Regions from separate parts of the Mus musculus genome. Here region 2 is linked to region 1. Evidence: chromatin loops called from intact Hi-C (ENCODE). Cell type or tissue: left cerebral cortex. All regions are shown on one strand.

What was found. A loop is a pair of places that touch in the nucleus more often than their neighbours do. Peaks named below come from ENCODE experiments on the same cell type or tissue, not always from the same donor. Only the 100,000 strongest peaks of a DNase experiment are listed, where the experiment ranks them.
Region 2: a loop joins it to region 1, with 6 times the contacts of the local background. A loop is called at or near these places in 2 of 42 quality-filtered maps.

The regions. Positions count from the first base shown.
Region 1 is chr2:138,471,902-138,479,901 of GRCm38, forward strand. The region is part of intron 2 of LOC102636024 (a long non-coding RNA gene); the gene reads left to right. Among named protein-coding and RNA genes, the nearest start is that of Gm14061, 110 kb to the right of the region's middle. In left cerebral cortex, no CTCF peak of the experiment used is centred here; DNase peaks (open chromatin) are centred at 4,209 and 4,802; H3K27ac peaks cover 1,324 bases.
Region 2 is chr2:138,707,374-138,715,373 of GRCm38, forward strand. The region is part of intron 5 of Gm14061 (a long non-coding RNA gene); the gene reads left to right. Among named protein-coding and RNA genes, the nearest start is that of Mir1952, 110 kb to the right of the region's middle. In left cerebral cortex, a CTCF peak has its summit at 3,138; DNase peaks (open chromatin) are centred at 1,618 and 2,066; H3K27ac peaks cover 2,303 bases.

The DNA of each region.
Region 1 (8,000 bases):
ACCCCCCCACGCCCAACACTAGCTTTGGGGCTTACTGGGGATGCCACCTGCACTGCCTTGGCACCCTACCTTCTCAAGTGCCCATGCTTCTCTATCCAAGGGAAGTCTGGAAACGCTGTAGCATTTGGTACACCCTAGAGTCACACTGAGGGAATAAAATTCATAAGTTAAGTACAACTGGAGAAATCCTCCCAGATTTCTGTCTTTGAAACTCTCTACGTTATCCCCTGACTTTCCATAGTCGTCTACCCAGTGACAGCCCTTTAGTGACTCCTTTCCCCATTCCTTCCTGTGTTTTCATAGCTTGACTACAGCTTGTATTTTGAAGAAGCCCATGCTAAGATTCACACCCATTAAAAAATTAAATAGAGAGCTGAGAGAATTGGTGGGCCAGTGGATGGAGTAGGCTAATGAGAATGACCCCAACAGGCTCATTTAGTTGAATACTTACTTGATCCCAGACAAGTGGGACTGTTTGGGAAGGATTAGGAGGTATTGCCTTGCTGAAAAAGTTGTGTCACTAGGGATGTGTTCTGTAATTTTAAAATACCATTCCATTGCCAGTTAGATTTCTTCCTGCCTCCTGCTTGTAGATCTGGATGTAAGATCTCAGCTACTGCTCCAGCACCATGCCTACTGCCTGTTGCTATGCTCCCCCTCCATGATGGACCTGGGCTCATCTTCTGAAATGCTAAACCCACAATAAACTCTTCTGTGATCTGCCTTGGGCATCGTGGTGCCTTGACATGCCTGTAGAAAAGTAGCTAAGTCTGTGTGTTAAGTAGAAACTGCATAAGACGTCTTCCACCATTGTGGAAACTCTAGCTCTGTCTCTTTCTCTTCAGAATGTTAAGCAATTTCTAACCTTATATTTAGACACAGGGTCTGTCTTTGCAGATGACAGTTTTGTTTTTACTTTAAGAGCCCTAGTATGTATGGCATGTCCTAGGAAAGTGTTATATCTTCCAACTAGGACAAAAGTTTGCCAGTCTGTCTTTAACTTCCTCTAAATTTATAAATTAGCCACCCTAGATTATTTGTATTTCTTATTTACTTTAGCCCTCTAGTGACCTCTAGTTTGAGATTTTTACTGCAAGAATCCACCACTTTTCTGAGACTCTCACTTTTGACTCAAGTTTTAGAAGTCCAGTCTTCTTTTCTTCTTCTTCTTCTTCTTCTCCTTCTTCTTCTTCTTCTTCTTCTTCTTCTTCTTCTTCTTCTTCTTCTTCTTCTTCTTCTTCTTCTTCTTCTTCTTCTTCTTCTTCTTCTTCTCTTCCTCCTCCTCCTCCTCCTCCTCTTCCTCCTCCTCCTCCTCCTCCTCCTCCTTCTTCTTCTTCTTCTCCTTTCCCTCTAGCTCCCTTTTCTCCACCATTCAGTGTACCTCTATTGCTCCATGGATTTCAGGTCTGCCTCTCAGTCACTCTCTGGGGACTGCAGGTAATACTGCACATACAGGCTGTTATGAATAATTCCCAATCAACCTAACTTCCTACCACTTAGAGCCATCTAAATGTTTTTCTTCAAAGATACACAATATTGAATTAATGCTCTTTCAGAAACAGAACAAAAACTATTGTACTCTCTTTCCCCCTTTCTTAAGAACAAGTATTTAGATAGTGAAGTGATTGAACCACTCTTCGTTCTCTATTATTAATGGAAAATTGGCCATAAATTGCTGAGGCGTGACTAGCGCATTCCCCAACACAGCTGCGAATGCTTTATGCTGGATCATTTTTGATTTCTGAGAATAAAGGGAGGAAATGGTTCAGAGCTGGCACTTCTCTAAACATAACCTCGTGTCATTCTCAACAGAGAATAACTATTCTGAAGAAAGAGCTGACAAGAAAAAGGGCCACCTTCAGCTCCTTCCCTCCCCACACCTCCTGTTTTTATGGTGTGGTGGGTTTGACTGCTAGTTTTGAAAAGGTAGAACTGAATATTTATTTTTTACAATTTATAAAACTAATATAAAATTCCTATGTGCTTGGTAAATGCTTTATAATTAATACACTGCAATTCATGATATCATCTTACCACAATTTGAAAGCACATGTTTTATTCAATATATTTACCCATACGTTATCCATTTTAATCTTCAAAGATCCTAGTAAAACAGTTATTGGTATTCCCATTTTATAGACGGAAGGAAGTGTTCAGGTAGGTATATTAATTATTATAAAGATGCAACCCATGGAAAAGAGGGTTGGTGTTGTTTCTTCTGTACGTACTTAGCTCTGTTTTCTCCAGATATGATTTTCTTCTGAGATCATCCATCCCTTAGGAAAACATTTCTTCCTGCCTCCAGGTGAAATCTATGGAGTAGCTGCAGGATGCTGAACATTCAGTCATGGACGTCAATGTCAATCATGGTTGACACTGATGTTACAGCTATGAGATCCATGGCTTTAAAAGAGTCCCATGATGTGAGAATGCCATCAGCACCTGGACAAGTTGTCAGGCAAGGGAAAATAACCATGGTTAAAAGTAGCTGGTTCCTCTGTGTGTGTGTGTGTATGTGTGTGTGTGTGTGTGTGTGAGAGAGAGAGAGAGAGAGAGAGAGAGAGAGAGAGAGAGAAGGGTGAGGGAGGGAAGGAGAGAGGGGGGAGAGGATGAGGAAAAGGCGAGGGGGAGGGGGAGAGAGAGGGAGAGAGAGAGGGAGAGGGAGAGGGAGAGGGAGAGGGAGAGGGAGAGGGAGAGGGAGAGGGTGAGGGAGAGGGAGGAGACCAGTTCATTCCAGCTTTTGATCTCTTTCTTTCTTTTCTTCATTTCCCTCCTCTGTTCCCTTCTTCCTTCCCTCACCCCAACTCTAACCCTGTCTCCCTCCCTCCATGCCTTCCTTTTTTCCTTCCTAAGGAAGCAACTCCCTATGTCCCCATAACTGTCTTGGTACTCATTACATGGAGGGCTATGCCCTAAATCTTGCAGTGGGCGTCTCGTCTCTGTCTCCTTAGTGTTAGAGTTTTCAGCCTGTGCAACCACACCTCACTTTCGGCAGGTTTCTTAGATTACCTGCAAAGTTTCTCATTCATTTAAGCTAAATTCTCTGGTTGGAATTTGTCACTTTCAATTAAAAAAAAAATCCCTCAGATGTCCTTGCTGGTAGATTGCTTCATCTAATCCATGCAAGAAAAGCACAGATAGGTCCACCATTAGCACAGTTTCAGTTCTGGAGTTGAACTAGATAAAATTATGCTCATTTCAACTAATCTACTGGGAAAGCTAGCAGGTGCACACAACCCAAAAGCAGAGCACATCTTTCTGTCTCTGTCGCTGTTTCTATCTCTGTTTCTCTCTGTATCTCTGTCTTAGTTTCTCGGTCTCTCTCTGTCTTTGTCTCTGTCTGTTTCTCTGTCTCTCTCTCTCTTTGTGTGTATATGTGTGTGTGTGTGTGTGTGTGTGTGTGTGCGCGCGCACTTGTGCGCATGTGGTGTGACTCACTCTCCCTATACAGCCCAGGCTGGCCTTGAACTCTCTCACTCATTATACCTCAGCCTCTCAAGTGCTGGGGTTCTATGGTGTTCCATATCATTCCCTTCCTTCTTAATGCAACTCTAGTTTTTTTCTTCTTCTTTTCCATAGTTTCTTGCTTTTGTTTGTTTGTTTTCAGCTTTTATTTTTTGTTTTAACTGATGAAGGCCAGAGAAGATAAAACAATGCAATAGATGAGATACACTCAATTGCGTGATTTGATACAATTTTTAATATCCTGAAAATCAAAATCTCCATGTGCTATAAATATGGCATTATTTTAAATTTAATAGTTATTTCTGATAGGTTACTTCATCTCCAAGACATTTCTACTTACTGTGTACTTAATGAGCACTTATTTTGTTGAAATCCTATCTTTGGTGCTAGAGAGCTGAACAGATGCAGAAGATGTGTTGGCTCTATACTAAACCCTCCATTTTCCCCTCCCATACTCCATTGCTTCTATTTTTTTTTCTCAGCTGAGTTGAGAAAACTTCTCTTACACAAATCTTCTAAAATCTAGGTGAGACCCTTTGCCTCAGTCATTGTGCATTGCCTGCTGTTGCTCCTTCTCTTGAGAGGGTTGGTTTCTGCCTCCAGGAATTGCACCAGTACAGACATCTGCAGACAGTGCCTTCTTCCGGAGTCAGCTTGCGAAGATGATGAATCTTGATGCCATTCTCATTATGCAGCTGTTGTGAGCCCAAGATGGAGGTAAACTTCTGACAAGCAAAAAGGCTGTCTTCTGCTTTTCCTACCCTGCACATGTTCCTCTTTGAGAGCATCCTCACTTACTGAGTGTCCCCTTGCAGGACTTGTTGGATAGTTTCTTGATATCGTAGCACAGAGATTCATCTGGAAAGAGGGAACCTGAATTAAGAAAATGACTCCATCAGACTGGCTTATAGGCAAGTCTATTAGCCATTTTCTTAATGATTGATGTGAGAGGGCCCCACTTACTCTTGCTTCTGGGTTATAGAAGAAAGCAGTCTGAGCAAACTGTAGGAAACAAGGCAGTAAGCAGTGTTCTCCCATAATCGTTGCAAGTTCCTGAATCCTGATCCCTGCCTCTGGTTCCTGACTCTCCTTCATGATGCACTGTAGTGCCGATGTAAACTTAACTCCTCCCCTTTCTCCTTGCTGCTTTTGTCTCAGCAATGGAAGGCAAACTGGCACAGGCATCCCCTGTTTTGGACTTCTTGCTCTCTTACATATTTTTCACATAAAAATCATGTTTATCCTTCCTACCAGCCTCTGTGCTCACCAATCACACACTTGCCAACTCTGTGGTAAATGAGCAGAAGCTGCAGCCTTGTGGTGTTGGGGTTTGATGCTAAACATACATACCCCATAACGTATGCTGCTTCATAACTGGACAAGCTGGTACATCTGAGGAGAGGCGCATGTCCTGCGTTCCCTAAAATAGTATAGCAGCAGCTGCACTAATTTTAGATAGGAACAAAAAAGGCCTGTGGATGTAAAGGCTTTGCTTTTCTCTACAAAGTCAGCTTGTGTGGAAAAACTGGCTAGAGATAGGGAAAATTAACAATGTTATAATTTTCACATAAACTAAAGTAAATGAAAGATCTACAGAATAGGTGTTCTCTAGTATTAATAAGAATATCTAGTTGAGTCGTTTGGACTGGAGAGGGATAGAGAGATGATAGTTGGGTCTCATATTCACAGCCAATGAGTGTTGAGTTGTGAATAACTGCCAGAATGTTTTCTCAATAAAAGGGCAAAGACTGGAGGAGAAAAAAATGTAAAAATTGATAGTCAGCTTGGGGGAGTTGCCACATGAGAAACTGGAACACAACCAGCATTGGAGTAAGAAGGCCGAGGGGAAGAAGACAGAAAGGGCTAGGCAGGGAATTTGTTGACAATATTTTGTTTTTCTAAGTTTGGTGGGCAAGTTTGGACAAAGGGAAGATGTCTTTATTGGGTGCATATATTATGATAAAAGATCGCAAAGGTGCCCATTTATTTTACTCATCGATGAGATGTGTATAATCGTTGTCTTACCTTACATTTGTGGGAACCAGACTTAAAGGGAGCTAGCTGGCCTGGCACGAGCAATGAAAGGCATTGACCTGAATTTTCACTAACGGACTTGATTCTGTGCCATGGCATACTGTGTTGTGTACTTGGCCAACTGCTCTCTGCACCTTTGTGATCTTCTGGTATCTTCTCTACCCATAGAACTGGAAATCTGAAACTCTTATATGTCACAAATGCTTTATAGCTAATTTTAAATCCAGTTGTCCAACTTTAATGACTTTTAAGCAATGCTGTGAAGTTATGAGTGTCTGTCATATTTCCAGTGGTAGTTGCCCCTTTCTGGAATGTTGATCCATTCTGACTTCTCAGCAGCAGGAATTGCTGAACATGTCTAAATCCTGTGACTCAGTAACAAACATGATCTTGCAGGTTTTAGCATGGACCTTCTCAGCTTCTACCTTTTCCACCCAGAGCACACACATTTGCTAGGTTAGTTATCACTGGAGTCTTTCTCCTTTTCTTTCATTGGTTCAGTTGTCTTCATTAAAGCTTACTCAGATATGAGGTAAAATGATTGAAATAATTCCTCTACCCTACTGACTTTTGAGATGACTGTTAACTTTTGCTTCAGCAAGCATATGGTAATAAGTCAAATAAAGACTACCTTCTAGAATAATAGTTCACAGCTATTTCCTTTTAGATAGCATATACATTTATTCATAATTCACTCATACCATGCATGCATGGAACATATTACCTTAGTCTAAGAAAAATTCCTGGGAGATCACTGTGGGCCTGCTTTTCACAGCGTACATAAGAAATTTAATCTCAGGCATGTGGTTTTCCCTAGAGTTATAAAATTGTATTGTGGAAGGATTAAAATAATTCTTCATCAGTGTTATCAATACTTCCTTAGTTCTACTACAATTGTAAACTATCCAGACCAAGCATAGTATTCACCTTGATGTAATCTCTTCCACTTGTGTAGGTATACAGGGTATCTGAAGGCTGTTTCAACAAGTACAGAACCTACCATGAAAATTTGACCAAAGGCAATTGATTCAAACTGGGCTCCAAGGAGATACCAGTGAAGGCATATTGGAAGTCAGTGGCAAAGAAAAAAGGAAGGAAGGAAGGATTTCAGGCCAAGTTCCAGTTCTGGCTTTATCACTTTAGGCTGTGTGAAGCACACAAATGATACTATGTAGCTTTCTTCTTTGGAATCAAGAATCTGAGCTTTCATACTTGCTTCTAGTCAGTCATTGGCCGTGGATCCTCTTTGGAGATGGGAACTTGTGACTGTACCCAAAGTAACTCTGGTACCCTAAACACAAAGGAATAACTTTAAAGGAAGTTGCTACAGATATAAGGTATTGATAATGCAGGTAGCTAAAATTTGAGCGTCCAGTCCTAGAGAAAGACTATTAAGGAAATCCAAATAGACCCATAACAGTGTACATCCTATATACATGACCTACCATAAGCTCATGGATTTAATATATATTCTCTAACATTTTTCTGAGACTAGAATCTTCTATGACACTTATTGATCCTACACAGCTGTCTCTCTTTATCTTCTATGTTTTAGTATCTACATAGTCTCCTGATACTCCCCATCTCAGCCCATAGTTCTTTTTTATTGCTTTGCATTATTTCTTCAATGCAGTTATAATTCTCTGTATTTATTATTTTTAAAAGTTTAAAATATCTCTGCCCAACGTAAGTTCTGTAAAGACTGAAATATCTCTTTTCATCCTTTCATTCACAATACTAGAATTCTTGCCATAGCGTAGGTATTTAATGTAGTTTGTTAATGAGTCGTGCCTGCGTGGATGAAACAATAATCATGAAGCGAAATGTAGAACCACTGTGAAGCACTGAGAGTACTTGGTATTAAATACAAGATTTCTTGTTAGTCTCCCCTTTTCATTATGCCAGAAAACATAGATGAAGGATTACATTAAAGTTCAGTCTATAGTCTTTCAAAATATTGTAGGTAATATCAGGTTTAATGGATATATTTTCTGATAGTATAATGCTTTCAGGATATTTTTTAAAGAAAATTGTGGTATTGAAGGGAGCTCTTTAGTTATTTGACGCATTCCATCTCTCACTGGACCAAAATAGCTTCCCTTTTCCCCAGAAGATGTGTGCATTCCATTATGTCATTATTGAATGCATGTTTGGCACAAAGTGCTGTTAAATTTTTGCATGGGACATATTTTATGTAAAAAAAAAAAAGTCAGTGAATTCTTGCCACATTCTGCTTCACAGTGTTTCTTACTGGAATTAGCTACAGACCCCTTTCTTTTCTGCCAGGATGAGGGGAGTATAGTAACTAATAATATAATCTACACTCTACTCCTTAGGTGAGAAACTGGTTTAGGAATTCAGAATGTTTCAGATCTTTTACACTGCACCAATATTTTTCTTCCATTAGACAAATGCCATTTCCCTTAGTAGCAATTTAGTCATTACCCCATAATATAAAAGAAGTGTGAAATCCGTCACAAGGAAGATGATGTTGTGACACA
Region 2 (8,000 bases), 240 kb after region 1:
ACTCTACCAAGAACACCAACTTCTGTCTCATGGAAAGAAAGCAAACCCTGTGGCTTCTACTTATTTACATGGCATATCCTCTTGTGTCTCTCACTTTAACCCATAGCTAAACATAAAGCTTAGCAGCTGTGCATGTATAGAAAAGAATTCCAGATGTATTTCAGGAAGGAACAGAATATCCATTTTCTTAATTTCTAAGGTGCTTTTCATAAGAAGCATATCTATTCAGGAAGATACCTATCAGAAAGTGCCATTCCCCTTAGTTTTCTAATCAGCCGATCTCTGTGCTCAGCTGCAGATGTGCATAGTGGCAGATGATGTAAATGGAGCCATGGTAGTTGATTAGCTCATGGAGGTGAATTGCAACATATGTAGAAGTGGGTTATAAACATCAAATATATATAGCAAATGTGATCTTTTAACCTGTTAAGATGTGGCATCCTTTGTTCACCAGAGCAAAGTGCCCTTGGTTAATGTTAGTCAAGTTAATGCTATCATTTAGTGCTAGCCAAGCCTACTAGAGAAATTGGCAGACAAAGATGTATAGTATTGTGTGCCTGATACTACCAATAAGATGCAGGCTTAAAGGCAGAAAAAGTTCCGGAAGTGACTGACTCTAAAATGAAGGGGGATGGATACTCTAAAATCATTTTGAGGGTATCCACATATCATGCTGTTTCTTGAGAGCTTGAGCCTGACATCCTCTATCCACTGAGGTGCTTCAGCATTTGTCACTGACTAGAGACAGCGCATGCTCAAGCCCAGTGTGGGACGTAGCTCTGTATCTACACCATCGTGTTTCAGGTCTTATTTCTCCCTGATATTTTTTTCTTCCAGAAGATGGTTGAATTTACAGTATTGTTTGAATCACAGAGAAAGTACACAACTTTCATATCCAATATTAATATATTGAATGTATTCTGAAATAGGTACTGAGTGACACTTAAGAAAACTAGACCCTATGAAGATATATTGGACAGAGTTCATTAGTCTAGATACATAGGTCAAATTGTAGAAGACAACAACCCTGTAATTCCAATGCAGAAGCATAGCAAAGGTGTGATTCTTGCTTGTAGAATACCCACTATGCTTTCAAGGAAGAACTACTGTCCCCTAGGAATCTGTCCGTTGTGCAGCCGTTCATTACACCAGATTAACGCTGCGTCATAGTATTTAGCTCTACCATAAAAAAGATGTGGCATCCTGTTCACCAGAGCAAACTGAGAGAACAGGGAGAAACAGGCATAGGCTTTCCAGAGAACATCTCTGTCCTCTGTCCGTTGGCCAGCACCACCCACAGCAAAGGGGAAGGGATATTTACTATTTCTATGTTCCTGGAATCAGACCTTTATAATCCCAAAGAAACAAGTTTACTCATTTTAGAAAAATTCTAGCTTCCAAGTTTTAATTTGCACCCCCTCATAATCTCCAGGTGTTCTGTGTCCACAAAGGAATAGATCAGAGAGCCAGTATTTCCTTTTCTTTGTGCAGAACAGAAGGGCACCGTGGCTGGCGTCCCTAGGTCATGATTTATTGGTTCCTCTGAACCACTGCAATGCTGTATTCTTTCAGGACACTCAGAAACACAGCAGGCCTTTTTAAGAATCCCAACTGGCTCCCAGGCTGAATACAAGAGGAGGAAAAAGCATCAGTTGAAATGGAAATCTGCACATACCAAAAATAGACCTCTCATGAGGGTTGTCTTGAAAAAGAACTCAGGGCTAAATAGTTCTGGGTGACATATGTTGAATCATTTAAATTTTGTTTCCCTCCAGTTTAGCCAGGAAATAAATGAATTTAAAACAGTGAAAGAAAAAAGAAAAGAAAATATTTTAACTTTAAAAGCCATCTCAGGAATTTCTCCTGAATTACGGTAACCAAACATTGGTCAGCCCAAGTTATTTTCCATTTCCCCTTCATAGTTCTGACACATAGTTCCACAAAATCCTGTCAAATGACAGTGCTATAATACTATTTTTGTCCCCACCTCTCCATGTCACCTGGTTCTCCTGTTTGGAAATGTGTATCTAACCTTCACTCTGCTCTGTTCTTTCTATCACTAGGACATCCAGGTCCCCTTTCCAGGCTCTCAGCTTCCCAAGCCTTTCTCTGTACTTGCTCCAATGTATGCAGTTCACACTTTGTGAAACACTGCCCTTTTCTCTGGGATCTCCTCTAAGTGGAAGCAGTCTTAATCATACACTGGCAAGCTCAATAGATGTAAGTATGGTAGGCTGGCTTTTCAGAGAGGCCATTTGGTCCTTGACACAACATTTTGCTTTTGGACTTTGGAGCAGAAACGTGAAGCTAGGTTTAGGTCCACTTTGTTGGTTGTTTGGATTAGCATGACTTTCTGACCTGTGAGGCTAATGTTCCTTGGCCTTCTCTGATGATGCCATTTTATCCATCTACTTAGAAATGCATACTAAGGCTGAGTCTCCATGGATCACAAAGCTAAGCCACCTGGCGTGTTGCTTTGTTCCCAGGTTGAGCTGGGACCACAATACATTCCTATCTGAGAAATACTTGGAAAGTTCCTATGAGGATATCCATTCCTAATCCTTCTGCTGTCCTCCATATTTCCACACTTCTTTGCCATGTTGCTTTCCTCAATAGAGGGATATTGATCTTGATCCTGACCACTTATATTCTTAAGACAGTATTTGATTAGAGAGACATCATGTACCGAATGTGTAGCCATGTTCTATAGCTGGCTTAACTAAAATCTAACTACAAATTCACCTTAAGAGGAACTTTCTTTTTGTGTTTTATATACTTTCACAATGATGGAAATTGCATAGAGACTTAAATCTGACCATAAGCTATGAGTCTTTCTTTGCCCACGCATACCAGGAAATCCACTCAAAGTCAGCTAAAGGTGTTCTCACCCTTCTCCATTTTAGCAAAGGAAGGAAACACATGTTTCTATAGATCAAAATTTATTTTTAGAAGGAGGAGGCATTAGCACAGTTGAAAAGCAGTCCAAGAGGAGACAGACTTGTAAGAAAAGTTATACGTGGACATCCTCAAAGACACATGGGGACTGAAGGGGTCTTTGCTGATCTTGAGGAACAAGCAACCACAACACCAGGACAAAGTTGTATCCATCAAAACATGATAATGAAAATGATCATACAACCTCCTGTAAGCTATTGGGTACACAGCTACCCTATAATATAATCATACAGCCCCCCCCCCCTGTAGGCTATTGGGTTCATGGCTACCCTATAACATTGACAGTCCCTCCACCTACAGATACTCTTCTGCTTTTAAAATTACAATAGTGCTGTTCACCAGATGCCGTGACTTTAACATAGCCTAAAGATGAATAGCATAGTGTTGCAGGTAAGAGAATGTGCTCTGGGACCTAAAACTTGGGTTTTATGTTCAGCTCTGTCATTTTACTGACTTCAATATTTAAGCTCTCCAGGTCTCAGTTTCTTATGTGAATAGGATCAGTTGTAAATTATATTTCATAAAATCATTAGAGATTAAATATTTTAAGCCACACAGAATACTTAGGACACCATCAGGAATTAGCATGTTCTCAGCAGGCATTAGCTATTTTTATTATTATCATCATTATTTAATGAAAATTGAGGGCATGTAAGTCCACAGTACACTGCTGGGTACCCTGTGGAGAATTTTGATGAATATAAGATGTGGTTGCTATCCCAAAGGAATATATAACATAATAATGTGTTAATTCTGTGTCTTAAATTTTTGTTGAGTTCATTTACTCATTCAAATAGTCAAAGACATTAATAATTATTTTCAACAGACAAACTAATTGATATGAGAGCAAAACAGATATTAGAAATGGGAACTGTGAACTCAAAAATAATGAATTGCTAGTCTATAGAAATTTCTAAGTATAAGGAAATTTCATCTGAATAGAAGAAGATACATAGTATTTCGTTTTGAGACAAAGTCTTCATAAGCCTTTGCTTGGCCTTGAATTCATTGGTCAGCAGTCTAGTCTTAAGTTCCTTAACCTCCCAGCTGATGAGACTACAAGCATGAATAAACATCCCTAGCTAAGATACCTTTACTTCTTTTCCAATTTGAACCCCTCTGTTTACTTTTCTTGCCTAAAACTTTTGATCAGCAATTTCAGTATTGTGTTGAACAGAAGTGACCAAAGTAGACATTTTTCCTTGTTGTTGAAATGATTTCAGGTTTCACATATTACATTTATTATGTGAAAATACTTTTATACTGTTCCTACTTTGTTGAACATTTTCATCATGAAATAGTGATGAATTTTGTCAAAAATAATTTTTACTCATTGAAAATATTAGACTGAACTATTAACATTTTTGCTAAATTTTGTATGGTAAAATACTCTTGTGTAACTTGGACATGGTATGTACAATTTATGTGTGTTGTTGGGTTTGTTTGTTATCTTTGATGACTTTTGTCACTAGAAATTGGGTCTATTAGTTTTCTTTAGTTGAGTCAATTTTTTTTGGCTTTTATGTAAGGTTAATTCTGACTTTATAAAGTAAAGTGGAAAGTATTATTGCCTAGTCATTTTTAAAAAATAGCTTAAGAAGAATTGACACTAATTATTCTTTAAATACTTGCTGAAGTAAAGGTTATATCTAATCCTGGGCTTTTCTTTGTAATAAATATTTTTTATACAGAAACATACAGGTAACCTGCTAATGAATTGAGTAACAAACATTAATATATTTATTCCATTATTCATCTATTGTTTGACAATCATATTTCAGTATATATGCAAAAATACAGACATATAAATACATTTATTTTTTGTAAATTACTAAAATGTAGGTCACATATAATTACTATGATTACCATGTACTTGTAGAGTCTAAGAATGGATATATTTCCTAGGCATAAAGATTCTATTTTATGTAATTTTAGTCAATCATGCTTTGTATACAGTTTAGAGGACTATCTAGTCTAAAAGTATATATTTAATTTAATTACCCCTCTCTTTAACTTCTTTTAATCTGAGACTTTTTACTCAGCCTTTTAGTCATACTATTGCATTTTCAGATAATCAGCCTGGTTTTACTGTAGGAAAATTTGAGGCCGTTTTCATGATTATATCAAAGTTACACGGTCTTTCACAGAGTAGTATATGCAATGCCCTTGTTACAGTCATAAGCACAGAAAGTACATTTTCCCTCATCAGTGCTGAGAGTTTTGGTCACCTAGTAAATGTAGTATATACTTATTCCTCATCGAAGGGTGATCCAGTTATTCAATTTATCCATATAGAGCTAGAAAAATACCTCTGGAATGAATACAAAAGTGTGTCAAAGATGCATGGTCATGCAACAACATTTTTTAATCATTACAATTTGTCAATCTAGAATGTCTCTTACATGAGCAGATGTTTTCTATAGTGGTTTAAAAGTAATGATATCTCAATAGCTATCAGCATTCTGTTTAGGAAAAGGCCCACCTTAACTCTTGTATTTTAACTGATTGTTCTAGCTATTTCTAGCTCTAACTCAGGGATTACCAAGATTATATAATTTGTTGCTTAAATGGCATTATAGTTGAACAGCAACAATTTGTGAAAACTGGTGTCCATGTCCCTGTGCCAGTATAACGCTGTGGGTATCTTAAACTATCCTCAATTTTATAGTTTTAGATCAGTCACCCTAGGTAGATTATTTTCTGAAGCTTTATGAAAAAAATATTATGTGCTTATGGAGTGATCATCTTTAGAACTCTTCCCTTCACCAATCCTTTTTTTATAAGTAGGTATGTAAGCAAACAGGACTTTGTAGAAATTTGCTTATTAGTTACATATATCTTACCTTAGAATTCTCCTCTGCAGAAGTGGTATTAGTAGATGTCTTAAGTTTCTATTGTTGTGAAGAGAAGAGACACCATGACCACAGGAACTCTTATACAGGAAAAAATGGGACTTGCTTATAGGTCCAGAAGCTTAGTCCATTATCATTATGAAGGGAAGCATGACTGCACACAGGCAGACATGGTGCTGGAAAAGTACCATAGATCTCTGCATCTGGTTTGGCAGGCAGCAGGAAGAGAGAGTAATATGGGACCTAACTTGAACTTCTGAAACACCATGGCCCATACCAATGATCCACTTCCTCCAATAAATCCACACCTACTTCAACAAGGTCACACTTCCAATAATGCCACTCCATGTGAATCTATGTGGGCCATTTTCAACACAGTGGACTTTAGGGTAAAATCCTGAGTAGAGTCATAGTATCTATGTGGCCCATTATCACAGTGGACTTTACAGTCAAATCCTGACCATAGTCATACTGTGTATTCCCTAAGTTTAGGGCTCAAGTGTTTTCTAACGTTTAAGATTAGTTGATGCATATGCTCAACATGTTACTATAAACAAAGACTATGATTTACAATTCATATTCTGACCAAGATTCTTTGTGGTGAGGAGCAAAACTAGGGTTAGAAATGAAAGACAGCCATAGAACTTGTATATTCCTAGCAAACTTCCTGACTGTTCCATAGTCTTGGTCCAAGATGTTCCTATTAGAGATGTGAGTTAGACATGTTCTTTTCTAGATTATTCACAGGAGATAAAGAAAGAGAAAATTTAAAAAAATGATAAATCACTAAAACATTTCCTTTTTTAAACAGTCAAAGGTAATGCTATTTTAACAAATAAACTTATATGTTGCAGGCACTGTTGATGGCACTGTTGATGTCTTGTCTATATCTTTAGTAGCAAGCAGCACACCACAAAACAGTGCTAGGGGTGTCTGCATCCTCTAGAGAGTTTCCCTTAGACAGTGGGAACATTTATTCCCTAGAGGCAAGGATCATCTTGGCTCAAAGGAAACCTGAATCAAGAGCCAAAAACTATTTTAAATTGGGCACTTACCTCAAATTAAACCGTAAAGATCTTGCTCAGCAAATCTTGGCGGTAGGGTGGGGTGGGAAGGATGGCGGTGGAGGATGGGAACCTGAGGCCTTACTTCCCTGTGCAGGAACTCAAGGTCTTGCTTAGCTGGTTCCCTGAACCTATCTGTTTGTTTTCTCCATTGAGAATTCTCCTAATTGTCATCTAAATAAACCATGAGTTGTGGGTGGCTCACACACTTTGTGTGTCATGTTCATCTAGAAATTCACAATACCCCAGGTTTGCTGATTGGAAATCTGAAAACCAAGTTTATTATCTTTGACACCTGCTTCAAACAGAATGACAACCTATCCCTGAAAATACAATTACTTTTTCAGCAGCCTTCATAGCTCCAATCAAGGGTAGGTACCATGACCTTTTCTTTGCTTTCTCTTCTCCATTCATCACCATAGACACCATGTCGGCCCTCTTTGACTCAGGTAGGATTTCTCTATCATTTCTCTCTTTCTAGCAGTTACTTACTGTTAGTTACTAGTGGTTGTCCATGCTGAGGAAATATGCTGATAATGCATTGTCTATTTCCACAACTCTTGCTTTTGAACTTGCTTTCTGTACATTTGGGTTCTGTCTCTCTGAGCATCTCTGCATCTGGGAATCTATGAAAATTCAGATCAAGTGTTGTACAAAGTCAAAGATTCCATAAACTAAAATCACCTTTTTCTTCCTGTTCCCTGGAGTATTTATTTTTTTCTTTATAATATGTGCTGTTTGCCATTTTATTACCAGGGAATGCATCTAACTCTGATACTGTAGCATTGGGTGCTCTAATGTGGGGGCTGTATTTTATTCCTGTTTTCTCATCCCTTCATCTTGTGCACTTCTGAAATGTGCTGGTCAACCTACAGCTTGCAAGGGCTGGCAGCAGTCACAAAACATATCTGCCAAAACTAATTTCTGTCTGAGAACACAGCACACTATCCTGTGTTAGCATACCACACTTTAATTCTTAACTTCATCTTTGTGCCTTACCCTTGCTTTTCATGTCCCTTCCTTTTGTAGTTTAGTCACCATCATCACTTGTGTGCTTAGATTTTGTGTTTGTTTCTAGTTTGGCTTTGACTCAACTCTATTTGATTTCCCCTGAAGTCTGAATGAGCGC